Linked DNA regions of Homo sapiens: region 2 is linked to region 1. A link is an interaction called in ENCODE POLR2A ChIA-PET data of the cell type or tissue named here. Cell type or tissue: A673. All regions are shown on one strand. Links, peaks and the distances in the headings refer to the core of each region. The heading gives the core; the rest is flanking DNA. Region 1 overlaps GTPBP1 (GTP binding protein 1). Region 2 has its middle 4.4 kb from the start of MGAT3.

Region 1 (5,476 bases), core at 270-5,269:
AATTATATTCTGTAGAAACTAGCTAGCCACCAAGATGTTACCAATAAAGGATTCCTTATACTAGCAACTAACCATGTTTAAAAGGCCTTAGCCATTTAGAGTAATATTTATGAGTACAAGCATAATTGGTTCCTTGCCTTCTACAGATAATCATCTATAAAATGATAAAAGCAGGCTTCAACTGTGTTTCTTCTCTGGGGTGAGAAGGTGCAGATACACATGGGTGATCTACTGATTTACCTTCTGAAAGTACTCTTTGGAAGCAGCTGGATTTGGCTTGATTGTAGGAGAATCCAGTGTCCAGTTTGCTGGGCAGACTTCTCCATGGGTTTCTACATACTGGAACGCCTTCACCAAGTGGAGGGTTTCTTCCACGCTTCGGCCCACTGGGAGGTCATTGACGCTCAAGTGCTTGATGACTCCATTGGGGTCAGTTATGAAGAGACCTCTTAGTGCAAGACCAGAACCTTCTAACAGCACACCGTAGTCTCAGGAAGTTTGCTCAAATCTGACAAGAGTGGGATGTTCATGTGGTCCAAACCACCATTATTTCTTGGTGTATTTATCCAGGCAAGATGACTAAAGTGGGAATCCACTGAGACCACAACTTCACAGTTCACATCATGAAATTCCTTAGCTTTGTCACTAAAAGCAACAGTTTCTGTAGGACCACGAAGGTGAAATCCAAAGGATAGAAGAAAAGCACCAAATTATTTCCCCTTAAAGTCATCAAGGCTTAGGTCTTTGAACTCTCCATTGACAATGGCTGTACCCTTAAAATAGGGTGCATGCTGGGCGACAGCAGGTGCATGGTATGAGGAGCTGGTGCTAAAGAATTTTGCTTGACTGGAACCAGACCATAATATGTTTGTCAAGCTCGTTCTTCCAGAAGCAGCAAGCTTGAGGGCTGCAGTGGCAGAAATGCCCCAAGGAATGGCACTCACATGTCGGGCAGCCGATGCTCAGAGTAGCCTTCCCACAGCAGCTACCATCTTCAGTGCACGCGGGCGAAACTTCCTTTGTCTTGTACTTAGGTCTTGGCCTGAATTTCCATCAGCCCAGAATCTTCTGCTACTTCCTCCCCTATTTAGTTCTTGGTCTGAACACAGCCTAGAATTATCCTCTTCCTTGTTCCTTCTGGTTCCAAATGCAGAAATCTTGAGATCCTGAATCTGGCACCTCTTTTCAGGTGACCCCAGGCAGAAGGAGTTGGGCTCTACCAGCTAAGCTGGATATATACGGGGAAGTTTGGACAGAGGGTCTGATTACCTTTTGCCACCAAAGCTTTGACACAGGGTTGCAGGACTAAGCCTTCATGCCTTTCTCCCTCACTGCTAAAGATTGTAGAAAAGTATCCCTTTGGGAAGCCTCATAATAAGGGTCTCTGTAGACTTCTAAATGTCTAAGAGATCCTTTTTGTTGGATGAGATTTTTTTCCAGGAAGTAGTGCATTCTGAGAACTGAAGTGTGAAGTGAATTGTTTTTCTTGGGGACCCTCAAGTCACATGCTTACAGGAGGCAGGTCGTCTAGACACAAGAGAAATCTGCCAGGTTTCAGACGCAGAACCCTAGAAAAGAGGCCCCATCTGTGCTTTTCTTACTCTAGCAGCACCCAAAGTTTTGATCCTCCTTTTTGCTTCTCCAGGCATTGTGGCATTTAACACTGGTCCATCTATCTGTCTGTCTCCTGCTTGCATCAGTAATGAGTGGACCCATCTTGCTCTTAAAGCCTGGCCAAAGAGAAGGCTGTGTCCCCCTAATTCTGTTCCATTGCACCCTTTAAGAAACCCTGAAGCTGTTACAGCGCCTGCTGAAGTCACCAGGCTGCCGGAAGATCCCCGTGCTGGTGCAGAGCAAAGATGATGTGATTGTCACAGCCTCCAACTTCAGCTCTGAAAGGTAACGCGTGGGGAGCGCACACTTCAGACAGGCACCCTTGCAGGCAGGACCACAGTGAGTGATGGGCCTGGAATGGCTGTCAGTTTGGGCATAAGGTCTCATGAAAACACCACATCAACACCTCTCCCTATTCAGAGATCGGAGGAAATAGAAGCTTCCAATCTTAGCGCAGGGTCTCCCAAGCCAGCATTGTTGCCCAGGGGTAATATCACGTAACCCAGATTGTGAGGTGCTGGCATTCCTGGGGTTGGCATCCCGGCTGAGACTTCAGTGTCCTTATCTGTGAAATGGGAATAACATTCCCTTCCCTGTAGGGCTCCCGTGAATGTTGGAAATGAAGTATGTAGAGCACTTAATGCCCTGCCTGGCTGATGGATGGTAAATACACAGCCATTTTTGTAACTCAGTTTTTTATACTGTTGTTCCTCAAAAGCTCACTAATCAGATCAGTTTTGGCATTTACTCATTAATGTATTCTTTCATTCCATAAATATTTATTGGATGTTTGTTCTGCGAGACTCTTCATCTAGATGTTGAGGATTCAGAGTTGAATTGAACACAATCCTTGTCCTCAAGGTGTTCAGCTCCTTGGTGAGAGATGCTCTCTCGATAATGGTGAACTCTACTAACTCTGCCTGTTTGCCCAGAGCTTGGTCTATAGCGCCAGGCCCAGAGCAGCCTGGCTTTTTGCCTATGCCTCTGCCCTGATGTGATCTTCAGTACCATCAGTTAGCCTGCAGAGGGGGCACATTTCAGACAGCCCCATTTGAGCTTGTTGATATTCTTGAGTGCCTATTCTGTGCAGGCACTATTCTAGGAGCTGTGGGGAATGTGTAATTCGTGATCTCAAGGATTTTAATTCAGTCACCCTGAATAGGAGCAATAGAGGCCATTTACAGGACTCTGATGAAAAATCAGATGCAGTCATGTGTAATAGAGAAAAAGCTCTCCAGGAACTCAGAGGAGTCAAGAGTGTCCACCCAGGAAGGATTTCATGGAAGAAGTGGTATTTGAGATGAGCTCTGAAGGGTGAGAGGGCCTGGTAGTTGCATAAAAGGGAAAGAATTCAGGAAGGAAGGTCAGAGTGAGCAAATCCACAAGGGCAGAAAAGTTCCAAAGTTTTAGGAGAAGGGAGAGTTCTCTGGTGTGGCTGGAATATAGGAATTTGCGAGAAGTGAATCTGCAGAGATGGCTACAAGCCCAAGCCAAAGGGCTGTGAGTGTTGGGAGAGGGATTTGGGGTATCTTCTCTGTGGTGGAAAGGCGGTTAAGGATTTTAAGCAAGCATGCGTGTGTTTTAGGAAGAAGCAGTCATGAGGTTCCAAACTAGGGCAGTGGTGGAGGACAGAGAGGAGAGGACAGGTGTCAGAGACAGAACTGAGTGAGAGAAGAAGGCCTCAGAGTAGGGCTGGCCAGGAGCTTGCTAGGTCAGGGCAAAGAGGTCAAGCCCTTGGAGGCAGGTGAGGGAGAGGTGGAGTCATGAATAGTGGCATCTGCTCCTCGAGCCCTGTTGCTGCCCCTGGTCTGTGTCAGGGCAGGACCTGGTCTCCTGAGTGCCTCTCTCCTTTTTTCCTTCCTCTTCTCCCTCTGCTTAGGATGTGCCCGATATTCCAGATCTCCAACGTTACAGGCGAGAACCTAGATCTGCTGAAGATGTTCCTCAACCTCCTCTCCCCCCGCACCAGCTACAGGGAGGAGGAGCCTGCTGAGTTTCAGATTGATGACACCTACTCCGTCCCGGTAAGTGGCTCTGGGCGGGTAGCTGGGTGGGCACTTCCTACAGTGGCATCAGGGGGTGGGTCTGTGCTGGGGATGCACTTATGAGGCCAGGGTCTTCTCCTTGGCAGGGTGTGGGGACAGTGGTTTCGGGGACAACACTGAGAGGCCTGATCAAGCTGAATGACACGCTGCTGCTGGGCCCAGACCCCTTGGGTAACTTCCTGTCCATTGCTGTCAAATCCATCCATCGCAAGCGCATGCCTGTCAAGGAGGTGCGGGGTGGCCAGACAGCATCCTTTGCGCTGAAGAAGGTGAGTAGCGATGATACTGAACGCTCCCCTCAGACTCCATCATGCTAGGCTCTTGGCCAGATGCCCTGCTCACCCACTCTAGTCCTCATGGCTGCTCTGCAAGGTCGGGATTACTGGCTTCATTTTTACAGATGAGGAAACTGAGGCTCAGAGCCCAGGGACTTGCCCAAGACACACAGCTTGTAAGTGCTAGAGCGAGGAATGCCTCCTTCTAAGCTCCGTTCCTCCCTCTGGTGCCTGAGCAGGGTGGCCTGAGCTCAGTGGTGAGGTCAAATAGGAGTATCCCTGCTGTGCAAGGATCCTTCTACATAGGACCATTGGGATCTGCGCCACATCCTCTTCCCATTCAGCCTTCTATCTCCTGGGGTTTGGGGTGGGTTGTAGTTCAGGGGTCACCTACCTTTACCCACCAACTAAATTAACCAGGAATAGTAGGACTTTCTTCCCCACAGTGGTCAGGTCATGCCCACCTGTTGTTCCCCCTGAATGCTTGCCTGCCTTTGCTTCCTCATGCGTCCTTCATGGCCGAGCAGCTGAAGTGCTGATTCCCGCATGAAGCCTTCCTGACCCCCAGTAGTAGTGTTGAGTCTTCCCATGGAGCACTGAGGGTGCTCGTGCTGTCCACCCTAGAAGGCCTGTGGTCCAGTTGGTGAGGAAACCAGGCAGAGTTGGGGTGGTCCCTATCCCTAGAAAGACTCTTGGTCCCTGGGACCAGGGGTGAAACCAGAAGGCATAATTGTCCCTGAGGGCTGGGGCTCCCTCTTTCTTTCAGATCAAGCGCTCGTCCATCCGGAAGGGCATGGTGATGGTTTCCCCACGTTTGAATCCCCAAGCCTCCTGGGAGTTTGAGGCCGAGATTCTCGTCCTCCACCACCCCACCACAATTAGCCCGCGCTACCAGGCCATGGGTAGGTGTCTAAGGCCCTGCCAGCCCAGGAGGCCGTCGTGTTAGCTCCCCTCAGAAGGTGTTCCAGCAACCCAGGCCCCCTAGTTCCAGCTGCAGCTGGGTGGTAGGCCTCCTTCCTGTTTAGTGATGCCGTTCCTTCTGTTCTACCCATGAGCCGCAGTGTTGATTCCTTCCCACAAACACTGAGGGCTGGGCTCTTGAGACCCAGACCTGTCCTCAGGGACCTCACATGCAATCCTTCAGCAAGGTCTGCTGAACGCTGCTATGTGCCCAGCGGTGTTGCTAAGGTGCTGGGAACAAAGATGAAGTAGATGGGCAAGGATCCTTCCCCGCAGAAGCCCACAGTCCAGCGAGGAGGTGCATGTGCAGTGTGCTGTAATCCCAGGAACTGGGACCCTTGTCTGCCCAGGGCCTGGGGGTGGGGGATGACGGGTGGGCATTAGCTGGAGGAAAAGGTGGGAGATGGTAAGGCAGGATCAGAGCCAAGAACAGGCTTCACGGGGGTCTGTAGCCCCAGAGATAAGCCCCCACCCTTCCACAGCTTAAGCGTATTTCATGCTTTCACTCACTGCCTCCCGTTGTCCTGAAGCCACCAGGTGGCTCCAGCCTATCCTGACCTCTGGCTTCCTTGACAGTGCACT
Region 2 (5,256 bases), core at 1-5,000, 730 kb after region 1:
TCTCCCTGGGCTCTCACCAGCCCTCATGCCCTACCGCCAGCGGTAGACACAGATGGGGCAACCCCCAAAATGCACACACAGAGGCCAGGGAGGGGTTGTCTGCAGTTTCCGTCCCTGCAACAGTACCGACTGGGCACCTACCATGTGCTAGGCTGAGCCAGATGCCGAGGAGACAGCAGCAGGAGACAGTGAGGAGACGGGCAAAATACACAAGAAATTTAATCAATGAGTCAATTACCTAGTATGCTGGAAAGAGAAATGTGCTATGGAAGAAAGAAGGGCAAGCAAAGGGACGGGGGGCTGCCCTGAGTTGTGGTGGTCCCAAAGACCCAGATCAGAGCCCAGGCTGGAAGTAGGAGGAGCTGTGGGTACCTGGGGCTGGAGCGTTCAGGCAGAGGGGACCGCCAGCACCAACGGAGCTAGTGTGCCAGTGGATGAGAGTAGAGGGGAGGAGGCCAGAGAGGTAACTGGCCGACAGGTCTCTGGCCTCCCTCTGAGTGGAGGCGGCAGCCACCGCACAATCTGCGCAGAGCAGGGAGGTGAGCTGACTTTGCCCACCAGTGGGGAGGCGGCTGCAAGAACACAGGCCAGGCAAGGGCAGTGGAAGGGGGAGGTGGAAGAGGTGCTCCTGGTGCCCACAGCCGTCTCTCCTGTGGGACAGGCCAGGATTTCCCACCCAGGGCCTGCTCCCTTTGAGAATCTGATAACAGCCATGGATGCTTCCCCCAAAACACGCATGTGCACGTGCACTCATATACACACACAGATGGGCAGGGGCACACACCCATGTACACATGCATGCACACATTTCTGCACATGTATACATGCACCCATGTTCACACACATGCACACGCTTCCACAGGTGTACATGCACCTGTGTTCACATGCATGCACACACTCACACATGCTCACAGTCACACACACCATGCTACTGGGAATTTTAGGAGATTGCTGGATCCCTTGACTCCCCCAAGTAATGGATCCCTATCTAATCCATTACCCCTACTCGGCAAGTGTAGAAAGTAAGGATGGTAGAGAAGGGACTTGTTCAATGCCACGCAAGCCTAGAGGGCTTGACCAGCAAGACTTGGCCCAGACACCCTACCTGGACCAGCAGGGGCCCCTCCCTTAGGGCCCTCTGTCCCCAGCACCAGCTAGGGGCTAGGGGAAACTTCTCTCATCCTAGTTGCCCAAGAGCTCACAGCAAGGCCAGGTGAGGAGCCCAGGATAGCAGACAGGAAGTGCTCAGGTCCCAAGAAAGGGAGTGAGAGGAGACTCTGGAGAGGTGGCATTTGAGCTGAGCTCTTTGGGCTGGGCTGGGAAGGGCACTCCAGGCAGAACCCAGTAGCAGTAAAGGCCTTGAGGTGAGAATTCTCCAAATGGAGGCAAGCAGGGCTCCTGGAAACCAGAAGCCCTTCAGGGGCCTTTGAGGGGAGGAGACACCTGGGCTGGGTCTTTAAGGATGAGTAGGAGTTTTTCCAAAAAGGCGTTTTGGGCAGAACACAGATATGCCAGGTACAGAGATTTTAAAAAGCCAGAGAACTGGCCAGGTGCGGTGGCTCACACCTGTAATCCCAGCACTTTGGGAGGCCGAGGCTGGTGGATCACAAGGTCAAGAGATCAAGACCGGCCAGGCACGGTGGCTCACACCTGTAATCCACACTTTGGGAGGCCAAGGCAGGCAGATCACGAGGTCAGGAGATCGAGACCATCCTGGCTAACCCGTTGAAACCCCGTCTCTACTAAAAATACAAAAAATTAGCCGGGTGTGGTGGCGGGCGCCTGTAGTCCCAGCTACTTGGGAGGCTGAGGCAGGAGAATGGTGTGAACCCGGGAGGCGGAGCTTGCAGTGAGCCGAGATTGTACCACTGCACTCCAGCCTGGGCAACAGAGTGACTCCGTCTCAAGAAAAAAAAAAAAAAAAAAGAGATCAAGACCATCCTGGCCAACTTGGTGAAACCCTGTCTCTACTAAAAATACAAAAAATTTGCTGGGCATTGTGGTGCACACGTGTCTTCCCACCTACTCGGGAGGCTGAGTCAGAAGAATCGCTTGAACCCGGGAGGCGGAGGTTGCAGTGAGCCAAGATCACACCATTGCACCCCAGCGTGGTGACAGAGTGAGACTCCGTCTCAAAAAAAAAAAAAAAAAAAAAAGGCAGAGAAATTGCAAGCATTTCAGAGGGCTGCCAGTGGATGGGACAAGCTCAGCTGAATGGAGTGTATGTGGGGGAGGGTAGAAAGGGGACAGATCTGACTTCACCTGGCCAGTGTTGGGGAAGGAAGTCGCCAACAGAAGAACAATGAGTTTCACAAATTTGGAAAGGAGAGCTTTATTTCTCATAAAGGGTTGCAGCCTGCAGGGCAGCCATTCTGACAGGCTGGGAAGCATAGCTTCCAGCCAGAAGCCAGGAACACATGCTTCAAGGGAGGGGCAAAGGGAACAGGAATTTATACAGAGCAGGGTGGCTGAATATACATATTTAATAAGCTATAGGGGGAGTCATGAATATTGATGTAAGGAGAAACAGGGACCTGTGCAATTAAGCTTCATGCCCCTTAGTGAGTCACACATGCAAAAAAATGGTGGCGTTAGTGTGATCGCAGGGTGTTTTTCAGCCCTCTGATGTCAAAAGGTGAAGCACAGGACCCTACTGTGTGCCAGGCCTCTGTGAATGCGGGAGGGGAAAAGAGTGACAGGGGCTATGTGGGAGGAAGGAATTGGGGGCTGTGTCCCCTTCTGGCCAGCTCTCAGGCAGGCTCCTGGCACCACAGGGCCTGAGCTGGGAGGGTAGAGGGTGGAGGGTGGGGCCTGGTGTGCCTGGCTGTGCCCGGCTGTGCCCAGGGCTGGCTGTGTGCGACTGAGCAAGTCACTTATCTCTGACGAACACCTTCACTGGGCGTCCACTTTAGACTGTCTGGACAATGGTTTCTTATCAGGAAGGGATGATGGTCAGTTATTGTGTCAAAACTGCAAAAGAGGGATAGCATCGGACAGCTGGTTGGTATCAGTGGTGAAGTCTTTCAAAAGGGCTGGTTTCTGGCTAGCCCTAACCGTCAGCAGGCTTTCTTCCCTAAGGAAGGGGTTCAGGAGGGGCTGTATCGAGGAGTGTCTGACCTCCCATTCTGTTGTAGCCAAGCACTCAGCTTTCAAGGTTTCTCTGGGGTTCCCTTGGCCAAGACGGGGGGCTGTTGGGGGGCTTGGGATTTCATTTTAATTTCTCAAAGGACCCTTTATCAAACACCTTCGGTGCTGCCCAGCACCACCTTGTCACACATCCCACCTCCCTCACCCTCCCCACACGCTGTCAGGTGGCCACCTTTATGCCCACTCTGCAGACCAATGGGCCTAGGCTTTGAGTGTGGAGCCCTGGCGCAGCTCGGAGGGCCCCGACCGGAGCCAGCTCACTCTGCCCACTGCACCGCCATGCTCCCTGACCACCTGGAGCCTTGGCAGGGCTGGGGCTTGATGGCTTGGTTCTCTCTTTCTTTCTTTCTTTCTTTTTCTTTTTCTTTTTTGATAGGGTCTCACTCTGTTGCTCAGGCTGGAGTGTAGCGGTGCGGTCCTAGCTCGCTGCAACCTCCACCTCCCGAGTTCAAGGGATTCTTGTGCCTCAGCCTTCCCAGTAGCTGGGACTACAGGCATGTGCTACCACGGCCGGCTAATTTTTGTATTTTTAGTAGAGATGGGGTTTCACCATGTTGGCCAAGCTGGTCTCAAACTCCTGGCCTCAAGTAATCCGCCTACCTTGGCCTCTCAAAGTGCTGGGATTACAGGCGTGAGCCATTGCGCCTGGCCTGTGGCTTGGTTTTCATGGCATGGGTGAGGAGCCTCCCCACCTGGAGACCCAGGGCCAGGAGTGAGATGCCCCAGGGAGGTGGAATGCGGCTCCCACAGGCCAGGCAGCAGCTGCTGAAAGGGTAACAGACCTAGCAATTGTTCCCAGAGCCAAAAAGGCCTGGGTGAAAGGGGACAGCAGGGCTGTAAGGAGACACCGCCTGAGATTGGCTAATCTTGTATCTGGGCTTTTCCCACCTCCAGCTCCCACAGCCTCCTTGTCAGGCAGCTCAGCCCCTAGAGGAGCAGTGGGGCAAGAGGGCCACCAACCACCCTCCCCCATATCACCATGGAGCTTGGAGCCCCAGCCTCCCCCACGTCATCGTGGGGCCTGGAGGACGGCTGGGAGAGGATGGAGAGAACCAGATTCCATTGATGTCAATGCGATGTCAGGGCAGTGATTCGTCCCATTCTGCAGATGAAGATACTGAGGCTTAGGGATTGAAATGACTGGAACACTTGGCGAGCTGGCATAGAACCCAGGTCTTAAGCTCCCTGGGATTCAGCTTCTCCACCTGCTGAGCACCTCCGTGCCTACTGTGTGCCAGGCCTCTGTGAATGTGGGAGGGGAAAAGAGTGACAGGGGCCATGTGGGAGGAAGGAATTGGGGGATGTTTACCCTTCTGGCCAGCTCTCTGGGAGGGAGGCTTCTGGCACCACAGGGCCTGAGCTGGGAGGGTGGAGGGTGGGGCCTGGTGTGCCCAGCTGTGGCTGTGTGACCGAGCAAGTTACTTATCTCTGACAGGCTGGGCGTGGGGAAGATGTACTTGCCACACAGCGCCCAACACACTGAGTGCCGCATTGAGGACATGGAGGCGGACTTTGGTATGAACCCAACAAGGCTGACTCCACTTCGGCCTCCCAAGAAGCTTGGGAATCTGGAAAGGTCAGGAGAACAAAGACCCAAGCTGGGGGAAGATGGAGAGCAAGCAAGTCCCCTGACCCTGGCCAGCTCTGGGCAGGGCAGCTTCCCTGGGGAGTGGGGCGTGTCTTTACTTCTCACTGGGCCTCAAGGGCAGGGGCTGGGGCTTGGGCAGGTCCTCCTCCCCTTTGCCAGGAGCAATGGAAATGGAGGAATGTGATTATTTTGTGCCTGCCTTCGTGCTTGGGGGCCAATGTCAAGGTTTTCTTGATGCTCAGAACGAGTTCAATGGAGAATCCAGACTTGAAACAGCACTTCTTTCATGGGCTGAGGGACGCCCAGAGTTGCTGCTGAAGGCTCAGGGAGGGAGAGAAGGTTCTGGGGAAGGAAAGTGTCTGTGAGGCGGTCCCTTCCAGAGGGGAATGAGTCCCAGGCAGGGAGAGCTGTGGCATGGGGAATTGGGGGAGGGGGACACATTTGAGCAGAAATTGAAGGTTCTTTGGGGGCCGGAGAAGAAGGGGCAGAGAGGGTTGAACAGCCAGGCTGGGGAGAGGAGG

Evidence for each region. ChIA-PET counts read pairs that join two places held together with the same protein. Peaks named below come from ENCODE experiments on the same cell type or tissue, not always from the same donor. Only the 100,000 strongest peaks of a DNase experiment are listed, where the experiment ranks them.
Region 2: POLR2A ChIA-PET joins it to region 1 with 15 read pairs; 1 of 35 experiments calls an interaction of 5 or more read pairs at or near these places.

Annotation. Positions count from the first base shown.
Region 1 is chr22:38,722,513-38,727,988 of GRCh38, forward strand. GTPBP1 (GTP binding protein 1) reads left to right here. Exons shown (of 12, transcript NM_004286.5): 6 at 1,785-1,899; 7 at 3,494-3,638; 8 at 3,746-3,928; 9 at 4,701-4,836; 10 at 5,471-5,476. It also overlaps the pseudogene PRDX3P1. Among named protein-coding and RNA genes, the nearest start is that of GTPBP1, 19 kb to the left of the region's middle. In A673, for the core only: a CTCF peak has its summit at 2,648 (motif pointing right); a DNase peak (open chromatin) is centred at 2,639.
Region 2 is chr22:39,449,947-39,455,202 of GRCh38, forward strand. No RefSeq gene overlaps it. Among named protein-coding and RNA genes, the nearest start is that of MGAT3, 4.4 kb to the right of the region's middle. RefSeq lists an enhancer at 1-14 and a cis regulatory region at 2,622-3,170. In A673, for the core only: no CTCF peak of the experiment used is centred there; a DNase peak (open chromatin) is centred at 2,495.